Linked DNA regions of Homo sapiens: region 2 is linked to region 1. Evidence: chromatin loops called from intact Hi-C (ENCODE). Cell type or tissue: PC-3. All regions are shown on one strand. Links, peaks and the distances in the headings refer to the core of each region. The heading gives the core; the rest is flanking DNA.

What was found. A loop is a pair of places that touch in the nucleus more often than their neighbours do. Peaks named below come from ENCODE experiments on the same cell type or tissue, not always from the same donor. Only the 100,000 strongest peaks of a DNase experiment are listed, where the experiment ranks them.
Region 2: a loop joins it to region 1, with 14 times the contacts of the local background. A loop is called at or near these places in 6 of 110 quality-filtered maps.

The regions. Positions count from the first base shown.
Region 1 is chr10:110,768,081-110,779,159 of GRCh38, reverse strand. The region is part of intron 1 of RBM20 (RNA binding motif protein 20); the gene reads right to left. Among named protein-coding and RNA genes, the nearest start is that of PDCD4-AS1, 97 kb to the left of the region's middle. RefSeq lists enhancers at 4,398-4,587, 3,478-4,677. In PC-3, for the core only: no CTCF peak of the experiment used is centred there; DNase peaks (open chromatin) are centred at 4,059 and 4,799; H3K4me3 peaks cover 1,299 bases; H3K27ac peaks cover 2,480 bases.
Region 2 is chr10:110,879,359-110,890,437 of GRCh38, reverse strand. It overlaps PDCD4 (programmed cell death 4), which reads right to left. Exons shown (of 12, transcript NM_014456.5): 3 at 8,903-9,205; 4 at 7,341-7,435; 5 at 5,072-5,185; 6 at 2,552-2,773; 7 at 808-905. Among named protein-coding and RNA genes, the nearest start is that of PDCD4, 13 kb to the right of the region's middle. In PC-3, for the core only: no CTCF peak of the experiment used is centred there; DNase peaks (open chromatin) are centred at 4,297 and 6,247; H3K4me3 peaks cover 2,308 bases; H3K27ac peaks cover 3,444 bases.

The sequences.
Region 1 (11,079 bases), core at 1,026-9,025:
CCTAAGGGGCTGCCAGACATTTGTCAGCTTATTAGCATACAAAAAGATATTTATCCGATTCCAAAGACTTTTGGAGTTTTATGCTAGGAAACCTGAGGAAGACCAAATCTCACAATATCACAGTTCCCTTCAACTGAGCTCTCAAACCTAACTAGTATAAGGAATAACCAAAAAATTACAAGTAAAAAAATCTGAATTTGAGGTAGGGGACAATAGCAGACTCTCACCGAATCTTACTGCAGAAAGGGTGTCCGTCTGACATGTGTCTTTCATGTGACCTATATTGGTTGGTTATAGTGGTTTCTGGACCAAAAATCAGTGTGCATGGTCTGGAAACTGGAAAGACTTTCCCAGAACATCTGGGATATGTGGTTACCACAGGCAGGGAGGGAATCTTTGGTTAAGACCACATTTTCCAGGTTTTAAATTCCCCTCTGAAAAGTGGGTGTCATCAGGAAATATGTTCAGGATGTTGATGAACTGGAATTCTGGGACATTTGAATGGGAAGAAGGGGACTGGAAAACTGGAAATTGGAGTTGCCATAAACAATGCATGCTGTACAATAAGCATGCTTAGGCAGTACAGGGTAGACACTGCACAACTGGGACACCTTAGTCTCCACTGTCACAGGTTCTGTACAGTAAAAATCCAATGATAATGGAACAAAAACGAGAGAGGCTGGGAGCTAGCTCAGCTGAGGAGGAAAAGGGAGACATAGCAAGTGACATGGGTTGCCACACTGTCTTGTTGGAAGGGAGTTCCCAGAACATCAGGCACACCCACATTTAAATGTAAGTACAAAGCACATTTGAGAGCCAGATAAAATGCCTTTGTTATTCTTTCCCATTTGCATGAAAAATCAAAAATTGCCTATAAGTTGTTAAAAAGACACCACCTTCCCCAGCCAGCAGCCCTGCTATGCTCCAAGGGCAGAACAGGCTGGCTGCATTTTAAAATATGGGGGAAGAGGGCACTGAAAGTTAAAGGTAGTTACAGCCCTGTTCTCCTTTGGGGAGCCGGGCTGGTTGCAAACAAGCCTTGGGGGTCCCTGGGTGACCCAGCACAAATTCAACAGCAGCAGAATGGGGAGCGACCAATGTCTATGTAGGCAAGAATACGGAAGGAAGAGGAGAATGGATGGTCAAGAGTCTGATGATAGATTTTGACTTGTGTAGTATTAAGTAGCTGAGCTTTAGAAAAGCAATTAAGCTTAACTCAAAACCGTGGCCACACAGGGCCAACTCTTCCTCCCAGGTTTGTCCATCATACAGCCTGTTCTTGCTAACAAGGCGATAATGAGGTGCCAAGTTGGTTTCCATGACCAGAGTAAGACAAGGTTGGTTTTGTTTTTCCCAGAGAAGTCAGCTCTATTTTCTAAAATTGCATTCTGGGCAGGAGGGAGCTCTTAGTAGAGATTCCCCTTTGCCACTGAAAGGACACGTGAGGAAGGGCTTTCCAACTAGGAAAGCCAGCCATGCTGGGTATTTGCAGGTCAGCCATGGGAAACCTGTCCTTTTCAGAGTATGGCCCAGGTTACAGACGTTAACCCATTCAGATTCCTCAAAAAATAAGAAAACTAACCAGGTTTTCTTCTTAATTTTTGCTTTGACTAGGAAATTTTCATCATTCCCAACTTTAGTCAACCTTGAGTAGAAGTGATTTCACATGAATCATCAGAGCTGAGCACCTGCTTTCATCCAAACACCCTAGACAAAGAAGAAAAAACACATCATACTATTTTTAAAGCCCTAAAATTCTTAGCCTGCAATAGTTAATAACCTGAAATTGAGGTGCATATAGTAGTGATCATATTTCTGAACCAAAAATTGGGGTGCATGATCTGACACCCCTGGAAGCTGGAACTGATGTCTCCTGCTGTCTTCCCACTCCTTAGTTTGTCACTTTTATATCACTCAGCACATCCTGTGCCTTGGGTTAAAAATAATTGCGTGCGTGCCTTTCTACTCCACCAGACATAAGTTCCACAAGAGAAAGGAGTGTGTCTTGGAGAATCTTGTATTTCCTCAGCACACTGCCTCCCACTTTATGGGCACAAAGTAATTGCCGTGAACAAAATGAAGAAGGAAGATAAGGGGTATGGCTCATCAGAATCTGGTGGCTTTGAGGCAATATGGACACCTCTTTTATGAGTACCCAATTCTGTGGAGAAAAACCCACAAACAGCTCAAAAAGGACAATCTAAATACACCCAAGAAGCAAATAAAACTAAACCTACAAGCAGGTACAAAGTCACCTTCCTAGGTCACTATCTACAATTTCCCACTCCAATGCAGGAGCTTCAGTACACTCTTTCTCTGTCTAAGTTCAGGTTTTTAAATTGAGTGGATAATCCCTGCAGTAGGCTGAATAATAAAAATGTTCACATTCTAACCCACAGAGGCTGTGAATATGTTATCTTACATGGTAAAGGGGACTTTGCAGACATGATTGAATTAAAGATCTTGATTATCTGAATTTCTGAATTTAATTTGGTATGCCCAATGTAATCACAAGAGTCCTTCTAAGACGGAAGCAGGAGGATCAGAGTCAGCGAGAAGATATAAGGATGGAAACAGAAGTCAGAGAGGAGAGAAGATGCTTTGCTGCTGGCTTTGAAGATGGAGGAAGGGGCCATGAGCCAAAGAAATGCAGGAAGCCTCTTAGAAACTAGAAAAGACCAGGAAACAGATTGTCCCTTAGAGCCTCCAGAAGGAACTAACACCTTGACCGTAGTCCAGTGAGGCTGGTTTTGGACTTATGGCCTCCAGAACTGTAAGATAATACATGTATGTTATTATAAGCCATTAAATTTGTGGCAATTTGTTACAGCAGCAATAGAAAACCAACACAATTCCCAAGACAATTAGATGCAAAAGTGGCTTCCACTAGAGAGGCGGTGGTAGGTGTAGGGGCTGACTGGACCTTGCTGGTATGAATTGATCCCCCCAGAGTACAGACCATCTGACCAAACATCCAAAGACCCTCTGGGAATGTAGTCAGGGGCCAATTCTGCACAAATAGGGGCCCAAGCAACGTGTCTCAGACCTGGCCAGTCCAAGAACCACATCCCTCTGGCAACAGTGATTGGCTCATGGGGGAACACTCTCGGATACTTTGTTAGAGCTATCAGGCATGATTCTCTGTCATGCCATGGTTGCTAAATTGTTGTTAAGCCATCACTTAATGACAGCCTGCTTGAGAATAAAGCCAACTCAGAAGATGCTGGCCTGAAGACAGAGGTACAGGCAGCTCCTTGATGACTTCCTAGGAATGCCTTGAGCCAGCTTCTCCTGAATCCACCCTGTACTTTGCTGGACATGAAGCAATGCATTTCCTTTATTTGCTTAAAGAAAGCCAACCTACGTAAACCACGGGCATTTAACCATCTTTTAAAGACGGTTCCTGTCTGTGGCCCACATTGACTTGAAGGTTCCTGGTCACCCTCCAGTTTCCTCTGCAGGAGTGGACTGACTGTGAGGACCCAGTAGTTGGAGCTACAGGGTCACTATCATCATCATAGGGAGAAAAGAGGATTAGAAGATAAGGAGTGGGCAACTGCTGAGAGAGGAGGCAGCAGGCATGGGGATGGGATTTGAGGGATCCAAGAGAGTCTTAACATCTGGTTGGTGAACCAGGACTTAAAGGGCTGTGGAATAACAAGGACACAGCTGAAGTGCAGTAGAGTGAATGTGCGTAGATGTATCAGCAGGCTCTCTCCTGGTAATGTCCAGCCATCCAGAAGCAGGAGCCAAGAACCACAGCCCAGAGCATGGTAGTGCCTAAACTCATGCACCGGCCACATCTGCAATAAGCACAATATCTTCCAAGATAACCAGTTCAGGAATTTAAATTCACTTCCAGTGCAACTGGCTGAGTGGTGAATGCGCCATTTCTTCTTTTGTGCTAAAATATAGAAAGTAATCGAGGTGAGAGGGCTGATGACCAGGCAAGAAAATATTTTCTAGGTATGACCACACTATAAAGGTGTGGCCAAATAAATGCAACGCTGAAGGTCAGATCTTTAGAGCAGAGTTGAGAATTTATGATCTTTCCATGTCTTTATGACACATTCTGCTAGTGTCAACACAGGAGAGACTTAAAGCAAAGAGAGGATTAATGTCAACTTAACTAACAAGAACTACATTATAGTTTTCCTTCCTTCTGAACCATTTTTCTTTAAAACATTCCTTATTTATGGTATTTTGGTGGGAATTTCTTTTTAATATTTATCTTTCCTAGATCAAAAATTCTCAACTCTGCTATAATGCTTTCAGAAGCTAGGTCAGAATATGAACTAGAGAGGGACATTCCTGAATGTCAGGTTACAAAGGTGACAATGACAACACAACAGTCATATTGGGGCTAAAGTTCAAACTCTAGCTAGTGATCACACTTTAAGAGTGAGCTGAGGCCTTACAGACAATTTAGTTTAACTCACTCATTCTACAGACAAAAACAAAACAAAACAAACAAAAAGAAAACAACAAAAAACAAACAAACAAAAAACCGCAAAAGCCAATGAAGTTGGCGTCCTCTGTGAAACCGCCTAAGTCACACACCGAGACAGAGAAGAGCTGGGACTGGAATGCAGGCTGCCTCTGTCCTCAGGGCTGATGGAGGTAGCTGTGGTCGGATACACGCCTATCAACATATACCAGATGAATTCTCTCTTTGCAAGGAGAAGATGAGGCCACACACCTTTTGGATAGTGCTCTTTCTTGATAACAATAGGGCTGCTGGGTCTTCACTAGCTTGGCCTCTGTGACTAATTTCGAGACTACTGGGTCAATGCTGCTATTCTGTGTTTGGGCCTTAGCCATGACATTACCATATGATGATTCATATCACCATGACACCTCTTGGAATGATTCATAACAGCAATATAATCCTATCATCTCTCTTTTGTTTTGTGTTTTTCAGTTGGTGTGTTAATGAGTGTTCTCACTTCATTAGCTGTCTCATCTCCAGAACAGCCATATGGACAGCTAAGTCAAATATGACCATTTCCAGTCTATAGTAAGAAGACTGAGACCAAGAAAGATCAGATGAACCGTGTGAGGTCATCCAGTGAATAAGGGACTTGACTGGGACTTGAAGGAGGGTTTTTAAACTGTAAGGCCAATATTCTATCCTCTGTTTACACGTTCATTAAAGGGAGCTCCAAAAACCACATTTCTGGGCCTACTTCCTTTGGGCCAGTTAAACATGAGTTTGGGTTAGTTAAACATGAGTTTAACTAACATGTTTGGTATCAGATCCCCGGGCTTTCAGTCCACTGTGCTCCGTACGTCGCTTATCAGGCAGAGCACAGTCTCAGAACCAGGGGACTATGCAGTCACAATGGGGCAGCTGGTGGGTTTAGAACTGACACGAGAGGCCTGCCTTTCATGCTGGACTTATTAGAACGGCTCAAAACCTGCCAAAGAGAACTGATCCTGCAGCAAATGCAGAGAAAATGATACACATTCTGCTAGTGTCATCACAGGAAAGACTTAAAGCAGAGGATTAATGTCAACTTAACTAACGAGTCCCATAGTATAGTTTTCTTTCCATCCTTCTGAACCATTTTTATTTCTTTGAAAATATTCTTTATTTTTATAAAATGAGGGTATGGTATTATAGGTGAGAATTTATTTTTAATATCCATATTTGGTTTTTTTTGAAAATTTTAAAATACAGAAATATGAAGAGGAAAACAAACACTTATGAATTCAGTGCCCATTATCCAAAATGAATAAATGCTACTGTAATGGTCATTTTGCTTCAAAATTTTTTAATAAAAGAATATTTGACAGATAAAGCTGAAGCCCCCTTTGAGACTCTGCTAAGTTCAATCCCACCTTCATCTCCCCAGTGACATCCACATGTGGTGTGTCTATCTGTCTGTGTATCTGCCTGTATCTATATATAGAAAAAAAGCAGGAAAATAAGGGATTTTTCCACATGTGTGCATTTATAAAATAGTGCCTAGGACTGATATCAACAAAATTTCTCCTTAAGAACAAATGCATAACCTACCAAGTTTCCTCTAACACACTGAAGACTGAGAATAGCGCAATGGAGTGCAAAATCAGGAAGCTAGAAATCAGAAGACCTGGGCCTGGCCCAACAGCCCTTATTCACTCCCTGTGGGATCCTAGGTCAGTTAGTTTCCCTGGATCTCAGGGAGTTCTTTTTTTTGTAAAATGAGAAAGCTGGATGAAAGGATCTCTAAGGTCCCTTCACCTTTGAAATCTGATAACTCTAAGGTTTAATTTCCTCATCTGTCAAATGGAGATCGTAATGTCTGTTCCACTCACTGTAAAGATCAAACGTGATGTGCAGGTGCTCTGGAAAATATGATAATTATATTAACTATCATTATCATTGCTCACAAATTCAGCTATTTCTGCACCTGGCCACTCCTGGGAGTGCTTTTAAAGAAACCATTGTTATATATACAGTCATGTGCTGCTTAACAATAGAGACATGTCTTGAGAAATGTGTTGTTAGGCAATTTTGTCATGCGAACATCATAGAGTGTACATACACACCTAGGCTATATGATATACCCTATTGCTCCTAGGCTACAAACTTGCACAGCATGTTCCTGTACTGAATGCTGGAGGCAACTGGAACACAATGGTGAGTATTTGTGCATATCTAAATATGTTTAAACCTAGACAAGTACAGTAAAAATGCAGTATTATAATCTTATGGGACCACCATTGTATATGCCATCTGTTATTGACCAGAACATCATTATGCGACCCGCGACTGTATATGGCTTCGTTCAGAGGCATGTGTTGCAGGCCAGACAGCATGAAATAATTTCATTCTCTCTAACCTTGTTCTGTTAGGCAGTCAGTTCAGCACGGAGGCTCTCTTACCTATATCCCTGAAGATTTAGTAAATGAAATACCAAAAATACTTTATTATAAAATTCTCTCATCTACAAAGACATTTCCCAGATGGACCCACAGCTTTCAGAGTGAAATGTGGCTCAAATCCATTTAGGACAGGAGTTGGTTTGTCGGAGATGCAATTATTAAGAAAATCCACAATGGGCAAAAATTAATTGGTTTTGTGCAGTCTCAAATTGAGGAAGCTGGTTTGACTTCTGGGGTTAGGGGAAATCTTTCCATTTTCTCGGTAACATAAGATCTGGTGACCTCTCAACTGAGAAACTTTTCTTGGGAACATCTGAGTCTTTTGTAATGGAAAAATGAGCTTTTCGAAATGTATATTTTAAAACTGCTATGCAAAGCATTTGGTTTCTCTAAGAAACCAAATTGCTAATGTTTATACACACAAAGAAATACATAGGGATTTATAGATCAATCCTGGCCCAGTGATAGAAAATGTACACACAAGCATTGATGCCTTGGCATATACTGGCCCCTCTCCCTACACAACCTCCTCCCTACTCCCCTTCACCTAGATATCTACCATACTTTGAAATGTAGCTCACAGGACACCTCCTCCAGGCAGCCTTCTCTGGTTTCTGCTCCCATCCAGTGTGCACTGATGTCCCTTTCATGATCTTCAGAATGCCCTTCTGCTCCATCAGCCTCAACTGTACTCTCTTCTAACTCCACCACCTGCTCTCATAATTGTCTACTGAAGCACTTGTCTGACTTTCCCACTGTCCCATGATCATTCGAAGATAGGAACTATATGTGTCCCACACCACATCACAATACCTAGCACATGGTAGGTGTGTGGAACCAATAAACACTTCTATTCAATGGGCTAGGCATGGTGGCTTAACGCCTGTAATCCCAGCACTTTCGGAGGGTGAGGCAGGCGGATCACTTAAGGTCAGGAGTTCTAGACCAGCCTGACCAACATGGCGAAACCTGGTCTCTACTAAAAAAAATACAAAAATTAGCCAGGCATAGTGGTGCGCGCCTGTAGTCCCACCTACTCGGGAGGCTGAGGCAGGAGAATCGCTGAGATCACACCACTGCACTCCAGCCTGGGCAACAGAGCCAGACTCTGTCTCAAAAAAACCCACAAAAAAAACCAAAAAAAAATTTATCCATGGACATGCCTGCTCCATGTATATGTGTATGTAGATAATAGCTGTGTGTTCTCCCTTCGTTTTCTTGGCTTAATGTTCCCTGTGTATTGCTACAATGCTTTGAAAGATGAAGCTCTACAGAGAATGTGGATTAGATTCAGTCTTTGAACACGGACAAAATTATGTAAATATCACTAACCACATCAAGTATAAAATTGTAAAGTATTCAACAAACAGACTTCTTGTCACGTTTTTCCTTTTAACCAAATCGGAAGAAAATGCAATTTCAGTGTGTGCCTCTGAGGCGCTGTTAAGTGCCTAATCTACACGATGTTGGGATGAAACCTATGTTCCAGGACTGGTCCCCATGTTCTGTGAATTTTCTTTTCAGCAGTTTACATCACCGATATTTTTTTCTATTAAATGTACAAAGACAGTTATAAAATTCAAGCCAATTTGAAATGAAAGAATTTTGGATTAATTTTAAAGAATTAAAATTCTGTTGGTCTTTTTCTAGAGTTGCCTGACAATTAACCTAGACATTTTAACTGACGTGATTTCAGCCAAATACTAGAAGTCCACATAAAACTGGAGAGGCAATGTGGGCCAGTGGGGGAGGAAGACTGTGTCGGTTTTAAGTAGACCAAAAGCTCTGTCACCAATAACTCTACATCTTATTGACTTCATGTCACCCTATCGACCTTAGTTTTCTCATCTGTGAAATGGGAGGGTCAGATGAGACAACATTTAAGGTTTCTTTATGCCTTATGATTTTAGGATGGTGGGTGTTTTCTTAAGGCAGTTATTCATGACACAGAAAAGTTAGGATGATCTGGCCATGGTGCAGAGACAGATCTGAGGACTGGGGTACCTCAGTTTCTGACAAGGTGAAATAACAGCAGTAATTCAAATTTTGGTGGGCACCCGGAGAGGAGAACTTCCTAAAACACAGATGCTGGGCCCACCCCTCACCACCACCTACACCCTCATCTCTGTGTCTGACTCGGAAGATCTGGGGGTGGAGCGTGAACATGTACATTTCTAACAAGTCCAGGTGAGGCTGATGCTGCACCTTGAGAACCGCTGTACTAGAGTATTTTGAAAATACTTTCCAACCCTAAGAATGTATAGTGAGGTGGCTGGGGGTAGTGGCCTCACACCTGTAATCCTAACACTTTGGGAGGCCACAGCAGAAGGATCACTTGAGGCCAGGAATTCGAGAACAGCCTGGGCAACATAGAGAGATTCTGTCTCTAAAAAAATTTTTTAGATTGGCCAGGCATGGTGGCGCACAACTGTAATCTCAGCTACTTGGGAGGCTCAGGTGGGACGATCACTTGAGCCCTGGGTTTTGAGGTTACAGTGAGCTATGATACCAACACTGCACTCCAGCCTGGGTGAGTGAGCAAGACCCTGTCTGAAAAAAAAAAAATCTATAGTGAGTTATCAGGAATTGAGTAACCCCTGTATTTTAATGAGCTACTTCTACTAGCTGCAAGTACACCAAGAATGGGCTTCCTCTTCCATGGGGGTTTCAGACAATGTAAAAATAATTTCAAGGGACACATGTAATTAATTATAAAACTACCTTCCCTTAAGAGACATAATCAAGATTTTCAGAACATTTGGGCTGCTGTAATAAAAACACTCAAGGTTCAGGGAACCTTAGGTAACATAGATGGTTGAGTGACTGGCTTGGCATCATATTACCAGGTTTGTTGGAAAGGGAGAAAGCATACCTCCATCTACACTGAGTTCACTAGTACAGAGAACAGAGGGTGAGCTTCCAGAAAGCTGAAAGTTCTTTAGTCAACACCCACCCCCATCATTATAAAAAGCCCATTCCAAAACTCACCCTAGAAGGCTTAGGCTAAAACAAACAAATAAACAACAACAAAAAAAAGGTTGTTGATAAAGTCATCTGTATCACTAGATCTCAAACTTGGTGGCACTTAGGAATTACTTGGGAAGTTTTAAAAAGAACTGGGGCTTGAGTCCCACCTCCAGAGATTGACTCAACCCAGGCACTGGAATTTGTAATATTAATAGCTCCCCAGGAGAACAATTGTGCAGCAAAGTCTAAGAATTACCAATCTATAAAAGAATAGAATCAATCTGTTCTTTATTACTTTGGGTCCCACAAGCCATTTTTGTCACTCCAAACAGCATGACCATTTGTCTTAAATGACCCTGAAGAATAAACACTGAAATTTCTACAAGTCCACAAAGGGTCACAAGTCCACAAAGGGTCAAACACAATACAGCTAAAAATATTTCTTAGCTCTATTGGCACCTTTTCATGCAAATCGATAAATATTTTTTGCAACAAGATTTCCCCCAGAGAACACATACAGTTTCTGCTGCAGAATGCCAGGTGAGGTTTGCTAGGGGAGGAGTTTTGCCTTCTAATTATAAGCACCTTGAGGACATCATCCACATCCTAGAATCTTTCAAACTCCCAAGTGCCTATGTGGCTCAACACTGGGCAAATTAGAGGCACTGAACAAATACTGGTTCAACTGACTTGAAATTATGACTGTCTTAAGCATGTGGGAATGTAGATCTTACCAGAATACCCTGTTTCCTTGTGAAGGACATGGTATATGTTTCCGTGTGTGTTTTGGGAATGTGCACAGTTTAATTCCTTTACACTCCTTAGATTAAATGAGAACATTAAGATTGGGGCTTTATAAATAAGCCATATAACTATTTATTGAGAAAAATATCCCTTTCCCAAAATGGGTGGAAGTTTCTGGTGCCTTAAGACACATATCTTTCTGACTACAGCCAACACAACACAGATGTCGCCCAAGGCAGAGAATATTATATGTGCATTACTTTTGGCTTTTGCCTCTATCTTACAAAGCTGTGGCCATAAGAAAGTTCTCCCTCTCCCTCTCCCTCTCCCTTTCCCTCCCTCTCCCTCTCCCCTCTTTCCACGGTCTACCTCTGATGCCGAGCTGAAGCTGGACTGTACTGCTGCCATCTCGGCTCACTGCAACCTCCCTGCCTGATTCTCCTGCCTCAGCCTGCCGAGTGCCTGCGATTGCAGGCGCGCGCCGCCACGCCTGACTGG
Region 2 (11,079 bases), core at 1,079-9,078, 110 kb before region 1:
AATAAAATTCAAAACACTTTTTCAAAACAAAAAGGAGCAAAAAGAAGTTGATCCTCATGTTAATATTCTCATGCTCTATTTCATTTCTCATTCAAGAAAAATCAAAACACATTACAAAATAACTGATCTACACTGAGAAGAAACACTTCACATATAATTAACTTTCACCTAGATCCATGCCTTCCTACCCAGGGACACCATTCCACTATGATGTGAAGTAGCCCTAGAAAATTAAGTTAATATATAGACCTGAGGAAAACTAAGACATGGCTGAGTCCAAGTCTCCAAGAAGTTAAGAAAAATCAAATAGCATAACTCCCAAATATCACATTTAGTTATACCAAATATCATATTAATTATACTAAATCACAAGAGTGAAAAAGATACTTTCTGACTAAGATTTCTACAGTAGATAAATACAAAATAAAACTATAAATCAGGCCTCTCTTCTTAAGGTTATCCATCTTATTAGAATATTAAACTATTACACAATGCTAGAACCTGAAAACAGAACTTAAAGATCTGTCCAATGGTTTTGTTTCATAAATAAAGAAACTGAGGCCCAAAGAAGAGTGGCTTGACATGAAGGTAATTAATGATTTAGCTAAACTCCAGAACTTTTCCATTATAGTACTGTCCTCTTCCTGGTATATCATGCCAATAGTCTCTCCATTTTAACAGTGGAGAATATAGAGAAGTGACAAACAGATGTACAGAGTGTCTGATTAACACAAGTGTCATTTCAATAGGATCCTGTAGAATTTTCCCCTATTTTGAAATTCTAAGTAGGAAAAGTGATTTACTTACCTAGCCTGCACACAATCTACAGTTCCTTTGTAACTATCAATATAGGTATTACATAAAATTCCATCTCCAACAGCTCTAGCAATAAACTGGCCCACCAACTGTAAAAAGGAAAAAAAAAAGAGCTATAAAAAAAGTTAAATAACTTTTATAGGTCACAATTTCTAAATACATAAATGATGAAGATTAGCTGAAGTACACAGTCAGTACCTAAAAGATGCTGGAATTTTTTTTTAAAAAAAAACCTATGTAGTACCTGTTATGCCTGGCATACACTCCCACATCTTAACCTTCAAGTTAAGTGCCAGAGTGGGGGCCACATCTGTTTTGCTCACTAATGAATCCCTAACACCTTGCACACTGCCTGAATACATAGCATATGATCAAATTTTTTTTTTTTTTTTTTTTTTTTGAGACAGAGTCTCGCTCTGTCGCCCAGGCTGGAGTGCAGTGGCACGATCTCAGTTCACTGCAACCTCCACCTCCCAGGTTCAAGTGATTCTTCTCCCTCAGCCTCCCGAGTGGCTGGGACTACAGGCGCACACCTGGCTAATTTTTGTATTTCTAGTAGAGACGGGGTGTCACCATCTTGGCCAGGCTGGTCTCGAACTCCTGACCTCGTGATCCGCCTGCCTCGGCCTCCCAAAGTGCTGGGGTTAAACGAATGATTTAAGGTCAAGTGACGTCCTCTCTTCTTAAAACAAAACAAAAAAAAAGGACTAGGTTCTCTCAAAAACTAATCAAAGGAATTTATCTTGTGGAGAAAAAAAGTTGTATAGAAATAGTTGAAAGTATGTTCACAGCATTACTTATTATAAAAACTGGAAATTGGTGTCCAAAAATAAAGGTATGGTTAAATGGTATACACATAAAATGGTATACTATGTGGCCACAGGGAAAGATATTTACCATATTTTATGGTATGAGAAAAATCAAGTTTATAAAATAGCATAATGGTATGATTCCATTTTTTTAATTTTAAAAAATTAAGGATTTATAGAAGCCATACATTGATATATACCCACAGAAAGGAGAATGGAAAACTTAACACCAGTAGCAGTTTTTGCTGGCCTTTCTTCTTTCTGGCTTTTATTTTTCAAAAATTCTACAATAAATATAAACTTATGTAATCATTTTCTTAAAGTATGTGTATTGGTATAAAAGGAAAAAATGTCTGCATTAGAATCACCACTTAATATCTCATACCGAGTATTGTCTGTCATTAAGTTTAACAGAAACAGCATTTAGGAACTGACATGCCTATATTCTATTTCTAAATTAATGTTTTAAGTAAAGTGATTTTACCTTGATTAAAAACTTTTGACAATAGCAACAATTTCACATTTTCAAAGCTACAAAAGGGAAGAGTCTTATTTATGACTTCTTATAATAAACATTAGTGAAGCATTCAATCATAACCTACATTTTTTAAAAATCTTAGCTAATAAAACAACTACATATAACAAAGACTATATATATGGCAAAAAAAAAAAAATTACCTAAAAACTATGCAGATCATAGGGGAAAAGTACAAGATAACATTAAATTTATAGCATGATGAAGACCATGTTTAAAAAACAAAAGAACTAGGAAAAAATACATCAAAATGCTAGCGGAATATTTCGGTGTCGTAGGAAATGTTGGCCATCCCCTTCCATCTACTAAAATTTCCTAGGAGTATACATTATTTCCACAATTAGGAATATAGTAGTGGGAGGGAATGAACAAAAAGAAGAATCATACAAACCTGTGGTGCTCTAGGAGTATCCAGTGCTAATTCAGGTAGATCTTTCAACAATTTATCAAATGATTTTTCCACATCAGTTGTGCTCATTACTGTCCCACAAAGGTCAGAAAGAAGCTTAGATGTCATCTCTCTATGACTAGCCTTCCCCTCCAATGCTAAGGATACTGCCAACACTGGTACTCCACTTTTCATTTCACCAAGATTTAAATCTCTTAACATTTCCTGTTCAAAAAAATAATTTAAAAACATTTTAAAAGTGTATCACTACCTATAGTTCAATAAAATTTTATTTTTGAAAAATTGAGCTTTTATCTATATATCTCTACGTCTCACTCTTTGGAAATAATCAAAAGACCCAGTCATGTTTTAGAAGATAGGATAAACACACCTTTCCCTGTGCATAAATCAGACATTGATCCACTTTGTCAAGCTTTAACTGCCTTAACATCGCTAAATTCAAAAATGTGAAATACCTTTAAAATACTGTCATGGGTCACGACACAGATACATTCTGAGAAATTCACCATTTAGGTGATTTCATCAGTGTGCAATCATTATAGAGTGTACTTACACAAACCTAAATGGCAGAGCCTACATGTAGGCTACATGGTATAACCTATTGCTCCCGGGCTACAAACCTGTATAGTATGTTACTATACTGAATACTGTAGACAACTGTTAACACAGTGGTTACCTATCTAAACACAGAAAAGATACAGTAAAAAGAGTATTATATGAGACCAAAGGTATATATGCAGTCTGTCATGGAAACGTCATTATGCAGCTCATGGCTAGTTCATTAAACTACATAATATTGCTGAGATTGGTATTAGGAGTTAACTAACCTGCCTTACAATCTATTATTACTATAAATATTGTTTTATGAGAATTTGTGGAAAAATTCATTTTAGATTATCATAAGCTATTTATATTCTACTTTTCTTCAAAGACTTCTCTTGAAATAAAAATTCACTTCACACTTTTGTATCAAGTTTAAAATGAGATCTTAAACAACTGTTTTTAAATGGGATTATTGGTTTAAGATTCTGGGGTAAATTTAAAATTTCCTTTTAGAAATATAATAGCTGCAGCTAATACTTATTGACTAATGTATCAGGCATTATAATAGCCTCTTTAGTTATATTATCTTATTTAATACTCAAATAGCCCTTTGAGTATTAAATTATCACACCTATCATACTCAAAGGAGAGAGGGCACACAGCTGGAGTAGCCAAACTGAAAGTGGAATAAAGGCAGTCTGACTCTAGAAGCTAAGTTCTAATTCAGTTAGAGTGCCCTCCTCTTTAATGAAAGTTTTCTTAGAATCTTTAAATCATGATATACTACTAAGAGAGTGCCAAAACTATTTTCACAGCCACGTAACTGGTGTCCTTGTTAGTAATCTCTTCTCACTGACTGCATTTCATCTTCCTTGACCGCACTTTAACAACTAATCCACTACCCTCAAACACAATACTCCTCTTTCCTGGAAAACTATCTTAACTGGCGAACTCCTCAACATCCTTCAGACAGCAGAGAATCATCTCTACTATTACTCTCTATTTTATGCTTTCCAAACAGTACTCAGTTAACAGATACATAGTATACAATTGATCTTATGCTAGGTAGATTAACAAGATTTCAACAGTCCCTGCCCTCATAGGACTCATGGAAACTTTTCCTCTATAACAGAACGTTTCACGTATTTTAATAATCTGTTTACATATCATTTCTTTCACTTGACTGGGCTTCAAAAGGGCAAGAATCACCTATTACAAATTCCTCCAGATGGTATGCACTGAACAAATATTTGTCTTATATTCAAATCCTACAAATCCAAAGATATCAAACCTCACAGTATCAGACAAATCATAAAAGTCCAGTCTAAATTTTAAGAATCTAAATGATCAAAGTCTTCTAAAGAGTTACAATTGTATTACTTTAATTTGATAATCCTAACTAGACCAATGGTTTTATTTTATCCTAGATTTACTTTATGAACAAATCATGATTATTCTCATGGCTTCTGTATATTCTTTTTCAAATCTTTATTATTTGTGGGGTTTTTTTTGGACAAAGTACAAAAAGATTTTATCCTACTTCTGAACATACGTGAAATAAATGTCAAAAAAATGAAACTATGTCAGGCATTCTTAACTGAGATCCCTGAAGAGGTTTCGGGGGGCGTCTAGAAGTGCCCTCAAACTGCTAAAATTATATTTTATAAATTATAAAAACAGATTTTATAAATTCATATACATTACAAATTATAATTATAAAAATTATAAAAATATTGTGTCATTTTTCAGAGAACAAAATGGCACACAGCTCTCATCACATCCCAAATATATAACTGTTTTAATGTAATGAGATTTTATTCCATTTCTTAGAAATTCACTTATGCAAAAGAAAATGATTAAATTTATTCAGTGACCCAAGATCATTGTAGATGTATTTTGCTTATAAAAGATGTCTTCTCTCCTATATTAAATAAATTATACTTGCAACTTTAAACCTACCGCAACTTCATTAGTATCTCCATGCTCAAAATATTCCTGTATGATTGGTGTTAAAGTCTTCTCAAATGCCCTTTCATCCAAAGGCAAAACTACAGTTTCATAAACACAGTTCTCCTTTGAGGGGAAAAGGGAGTAAGAGTTATAAAAAACAAAATGCAAATAAACAAGTGAAATTGTTGTACAATTTTATATTCTAAGTGGTTAATAATCCCCACTTAGCACAAGACAAAGACATGCTACATACATTGATCGCATATAAAAATAGAATCTAGGCCAGGCAAGGAGACTCATACCTATAATCCCAACACTTTGGGAGGCAAAGGCGGGAGGTTCACTTGAGGCCTGGAGTTCAATACTAGCCTGGGAAACATAGCAAGACCCTGTCTCTACAAAAAAGTTTTAAAAATTAGCCAGACATGGTAGCTTGCCCCTGTAGTCCTAGCTACTCAGGAAGCTGAGGCAGAAGGATCTCTTAAGCCCAAGAGTTCGAGGCTGCAGTGAGCTATAATTCATCACTGCACTCCAGCCTGGACAACAAAGCTAAAAAATAATAATAATAAATCATAATAAAAATAGTAGAATTTATATGTCACTGCTCTTTTACAAAATCAGAATACAATAAGCCAATATATAGATTAGAATCATTAACCACAGCAAATACATAATTTGCTCCCAACCCCCATGTCTTCTGTTAATTTTTTCTCTCAAAATTTTTATGTCTCTCTCAAAACCAATCTTTTAGTAATCAAAAAGTTTCATGATGGCTTCCTATCATAAATGGTGTTTTAATTAAAATTTCACTTTAAAAAAAAATGAAGCAGGAACCAAAGCCTTCACGATTAGCATTATTATAATAAAAAGTATAACACAAAGATCAATGTTGTAGTGACAGAAAAAAAATCTCTAAGGAAAAAAGCACTGTTCAATTGAAATTTCAAAAAGAAAATTAACATCCATCATCAAACCATTCCTCTCTCCCCATGCTAAAAAAGCTCTGAAATGTAGTGCCCCCTTATCTACAAGGGGTATGTTCCAAGCCCCGTCCGAGGATGCCTTAAACCACAGATAGTACCGAACCCAATAAATACTGTTTTCTCAATCCGATAACCTAGACAGCTACCATGTGACGAATGCACGAGTAGTGTATACATTGCGGATACACGCTGGACAACGGAATGGCTCACATCCTGGGCAGGATGAGGTGGATGAAGCTGGACAGCAGGAGATCTCATCACACTACTCAGAATGGCATGCAATTTAAAACTTATGAATTACTTCTGAAAGTTTCCACTCAATATTTTCAAACCACATTGGACCATGGGTAACTGAAACTGCGGAAAGTGAAACCACGGATAAGAGGGGACTGCTATATTTACAACTTGTGACTGGCTTCAGCCTAAAAACATATACTTGAAAGATTAATACATTTTTAGCAAAGATTCTACAGTACTTGAATCCTACTAGTTTCATATTTTTCATGTTCTCTTAGAAATATTTCCATATCTATTAGTTAAAACACTTAAATACATACATACAACACACAATAAAAACAACCTAACACATACTCTTAACGTTTTCCTGTCTAAAATTTCCATCACCGTGTCTCACCTTGTGCAAAGACAAATTTTCAAAAAACATAATCAAAACATTTGGGATTTGCTTCAAAATAATCCAAAACAGGGTGGGGCAAAGGGGCCAATAGAAGACGGAGAGTAAATGGAATTAAACAAGACTGCCTATGAGTTTGTAATTATTTAAGTTTGTAAAGCTAAGAGAGGAGTACAAGCAGATTATACTATTCTACTTTAAATTTTTTCCATTAAAAAAAATAAAAAATTCACTTCACAATCTATTAAAAATTTACATTTTCAGCATTATCCCTAAAAGAAAGATGCGCATGTCCCCAAAACAAAATGTATTATATAGTTACCATTCTAAACAGTAATATTTAAAAGGAATCTAATATCTGTAACTCATAATATTCAAAAGAAGATATTCTCAATTATCATTACTATAGAAACAAACTATATTAACAGAATTTACTGAAAAATGGACAACTTAATAATCCTAAGTGAATTTCTAAAGAGCTATTTTTGACTCACTACAGAAACCAAGTGAAAGTTATGCATGTATTACTGTCAGTTTACTTGGTTTCCTAATCCAAAACATTTATACATATGATTTGACACATGTATGAGTAAACTACAAACATGAAGTCAAAAAAGTTCATAAACATTTTAAATATTATGAAAAAGCAAAGCACTGATACCTGGTCATCATCATAGTTAGGATCTTTCACATCCACCTCCTCCACATCATACACCTGTCCAGGTGTACCCCAGACACCTTTGCCTCCTGCACCACCTGAAAAAGTTTAGCATTGAGAAAGAAAAAACACAAAATTCATCAATTTGTTGAAATCTAAAATAAAATGTTCCGATGTTAAACAACAGCTAAAAAAAAATTGTATTTAACGTGTTAGTTTTTTTCCAGTTTTCTTCCCCTACTGGTTTTTGTTCAGACCACTCTTTCAATATTTCCAAAAACATTAAGTTAAAATAGCTTATGAAGTTAAAAACTAAAAAAGCAGATGCTTTAAAATAAAAGCAAAAACAAATAAAGATAAAAAAATAGCTATATTGAGGACCTCAAAGGAGATGATATTGCAGCTGAGCTCTAAATTTTATTCGACATTTCTTTGAGACTAAGACAAAAAGAAACATTCTGGGCCGGTAAAGCTTAGCATAGAAAACTCAACAAGGGAAAAATTATTTAACAAAAAAGGACAGTAACCACCATCAAATATTTTAAGGTCAAATACAGTACTCTTTAAATATTAAAGTACACATTAAACCATACAACTAGCAATATGTTATAAATATAGAAAAGAATTCTAACTGCTTTTAAGCATTAACAGCCCTGAAAATTCTGTTTTCTAAATACAAAACAACCAAAAGAAGCTTAACAATTCCAATTTTCAAAGTTGCTTTTCTACATCAACTTACTGAAATGTTTTAAGGACTAATGTACTACACTATTTTTTAAAGAACCTTTACAATGTCACCAACATTTCTGTTTTTGGAGGTTTTTATTTTGTACCAAGTATATCCTTGCCATCAGACCAAAACAGAATCTGACAACCAGGTTTCATTTTGATATAAAACATGATTGCAGAGGCATTTAACAAAACTAATTTTTGACAGATCACAAAAACATTTTACAAGAAACCTAGGCTATAAATTGAAGTTCCCACCATTCAGAAGGTGATGAAATCGTCAGAAAACTCTTATTCAACAAATATTTGCCTACAGTGTACTAGTCACTATTTCGGGTACTAGAGAAACAGCAGTGAAACAGACCAATCTACTACAGAACCCAAAATAAAGAGCTAAAGAGAACTCACCGTGAGATCTAGGAAAACATTAAAATTCAGATCTAGACGTTATCAATCAAATGTATATTTATTAGTAGTAGTAATGGACATAATTATATTAAATAAGTATGATGGATTTCTGACTCCTTTCAAACTTAGAGAATATACGTAAAACTCGTAACAGTGAAAAACATCAGTGTATATTTTGCTGGAAATAAATCGTTAACATTCTGCTCAAGAAAATTAAATCTACTCAAACAAGAAAAAACATCAACCTAAAGAAAAAGTGAGATGGTTCTCACATTATTACTAAGTAAAAATATATACAAACTGTAAAGCCTTACATTTTCACTTTTTGAATCTCTCTCATTCCTAGAACAAGGAAAGTGTAGTACAAGAACCAGACAATTTTTTTCCACTTGTTTATCTTCCATTTGTTGGACATGATATATACCAACCTTTCTTTGGTAGTCCCCTTCCTTTCCCAGATCTGGATCGCCTATCCAGCAACCTTCCCTTTGGACTGGTTGGCACAGTTAATCCACTTCTAAGGGCGTCACTCCCACTGTCGCTGACCGAATCGCCTCTGCCAGAGTCCCGGGATGAGTTTTTCCTTAGTCGCCTTTTTGCCTTGGCATTAATTCTAGCTTCGTTAATGGAGGATGCTGAAATCCAATTTCCATTTATTTCATTCTTTATTTCCTCAGTCCCAGCATTTTCTTCATCACCGGAAAAGAGAGAGTCACTTAAGTTATCAGGATCTTAAAGAGAAAAATGAAGAAAAAAATTCTAAGTATTTTAAGTATCTACTGTTTTATAGATATAGTGGTAAGTTAGATTAGGTTGAATCACATGACATTACCATTTTTGTAGGTAAATTACAGTCACATATTGGGAATTTCATCTACTTCAATCTAATAAACAACTAAATAAGATTACTTTTCACATTATCAAGGAAAGTAAACCAAGGCACTGAATTTTAACAAAGCATGTTTGTTTCTTACCAAAAACAAACCAAATTTGTTTGTTTTTACCAAAAGAAGCATGTTATTTCACGTTTAGATCATAAAATCTATGCTAACAGCAACACCAAATATAAAACCCTTAGACTTTTATGAGCTAATTGGAGATATTAAGAAAAGACAAAGCATCTTGAGAAGAGAGATAAACTAATATTTATAGAATGCCTACTATTAGGCACTGTGCTAGACACTCTATCATTTATTTATGCACAAGTTTGGCAGTTAATTATTATAACATTGAAGACAGATAAGGAAACTAAGGCTGAGAATGTTTAAATGATTTGCCAAACGTCCCATAACTAGGTATAAACACTTAAGAACTATTAGTAATCCAAAAGAGAATGAAAGGCATTTAGCAAATAATCGCATATGATTGTTGAGCTGAACTGCTGATGCTTTACTGCCTCAAGACAAAGTTTGCTTTCAAGAAAAGCCAACATCTCAAAGTCCTAATTCATCTCCCTAAACTTTTCTCCTATTACTTACCATCCTGTAAATCTTCCAGCCTATATAAAATTGATTCTTCTGAAAGAGATCAACATACTGGAGTTCCCAGTAGAATGTCGCCCTCACTGTTATTTTCAGTTATCAAAATCCTTTAGGATATAGCCCAAGTCTTACTCCCTGCATTAAAACTTCCCTTACAACTCTAGGTACAGGAACACTAATTGCTCACATACTATTCATTCAACACGTCATGGAAATCACTTTCTTTTTATATAGCAGTCTTTTTCTTCCAACTAAGTCATAAGCTTCAAAGGAGAAACCACAACTAGACTGTATGTCCTTCTTTGTATCCCCATCACCTAGCAGAGTGTCCTTCATACTCAAATTCCATGGAGATCAAGTGGAGGCACTTGGCTTTGCCCTGAAAGCTCTTTAAGTCAGAAAGGCTACTGAATTAGCTACCACTGGGCCACAGTTTTGTTCATTATTGTTAACGCAAATCAGAGCTGAATCACTCAAATCATTTTCTATATGCCTAAAGATAATTATAACATGTCAGGTCTATGTGCATGGGCTTTAATATGTTTTAAGACATGTTGAAACCAAAAATTTTCACCAACCTATAAAAAGCATACATGTGTTTAAATCTTTACAATTCTTGACATACTTAGGAAGGTAGGAATGTTTTGTTTTAAACAAAATCATCAATTAGAGCCAAATTATTTCACTAGTCTCATAAGTAGTCTCCCTGCCTCCAGTCTTCAAACTATACTGAATGAAGACTGATTTTCTCAAGCATGCCCTCACTGAAGATCCTTTAAAAGTAGTCCCATTATGTCACAAAAAATGTAAACTTTTTTTTTTTTTTTTTTGAGACAGCGTGTCGCTCTGTCACCCAGGCTGGAGTGCAGTGGTGCAATCTCAGCTCACTGCAAGCTCTGCCTCCCGGGTTCACGCCATTCTCCTGCCCCAGCTGGGACTACAGATGCCTGCCACTACGCCTGGCTAATTTTTTTGTGTTTTTAGTACAGATGGGGTCACCGTGTTAGCCAGGATGGTCTTGATCTCCTGACCTCGTGATCCACCTACGTCGGCCTCCCAAAGTGCTGGGATTACAGGCGTGAGCCACCGCACCCAGCCAAAATGTAAACTCTTTACCTTGTAAC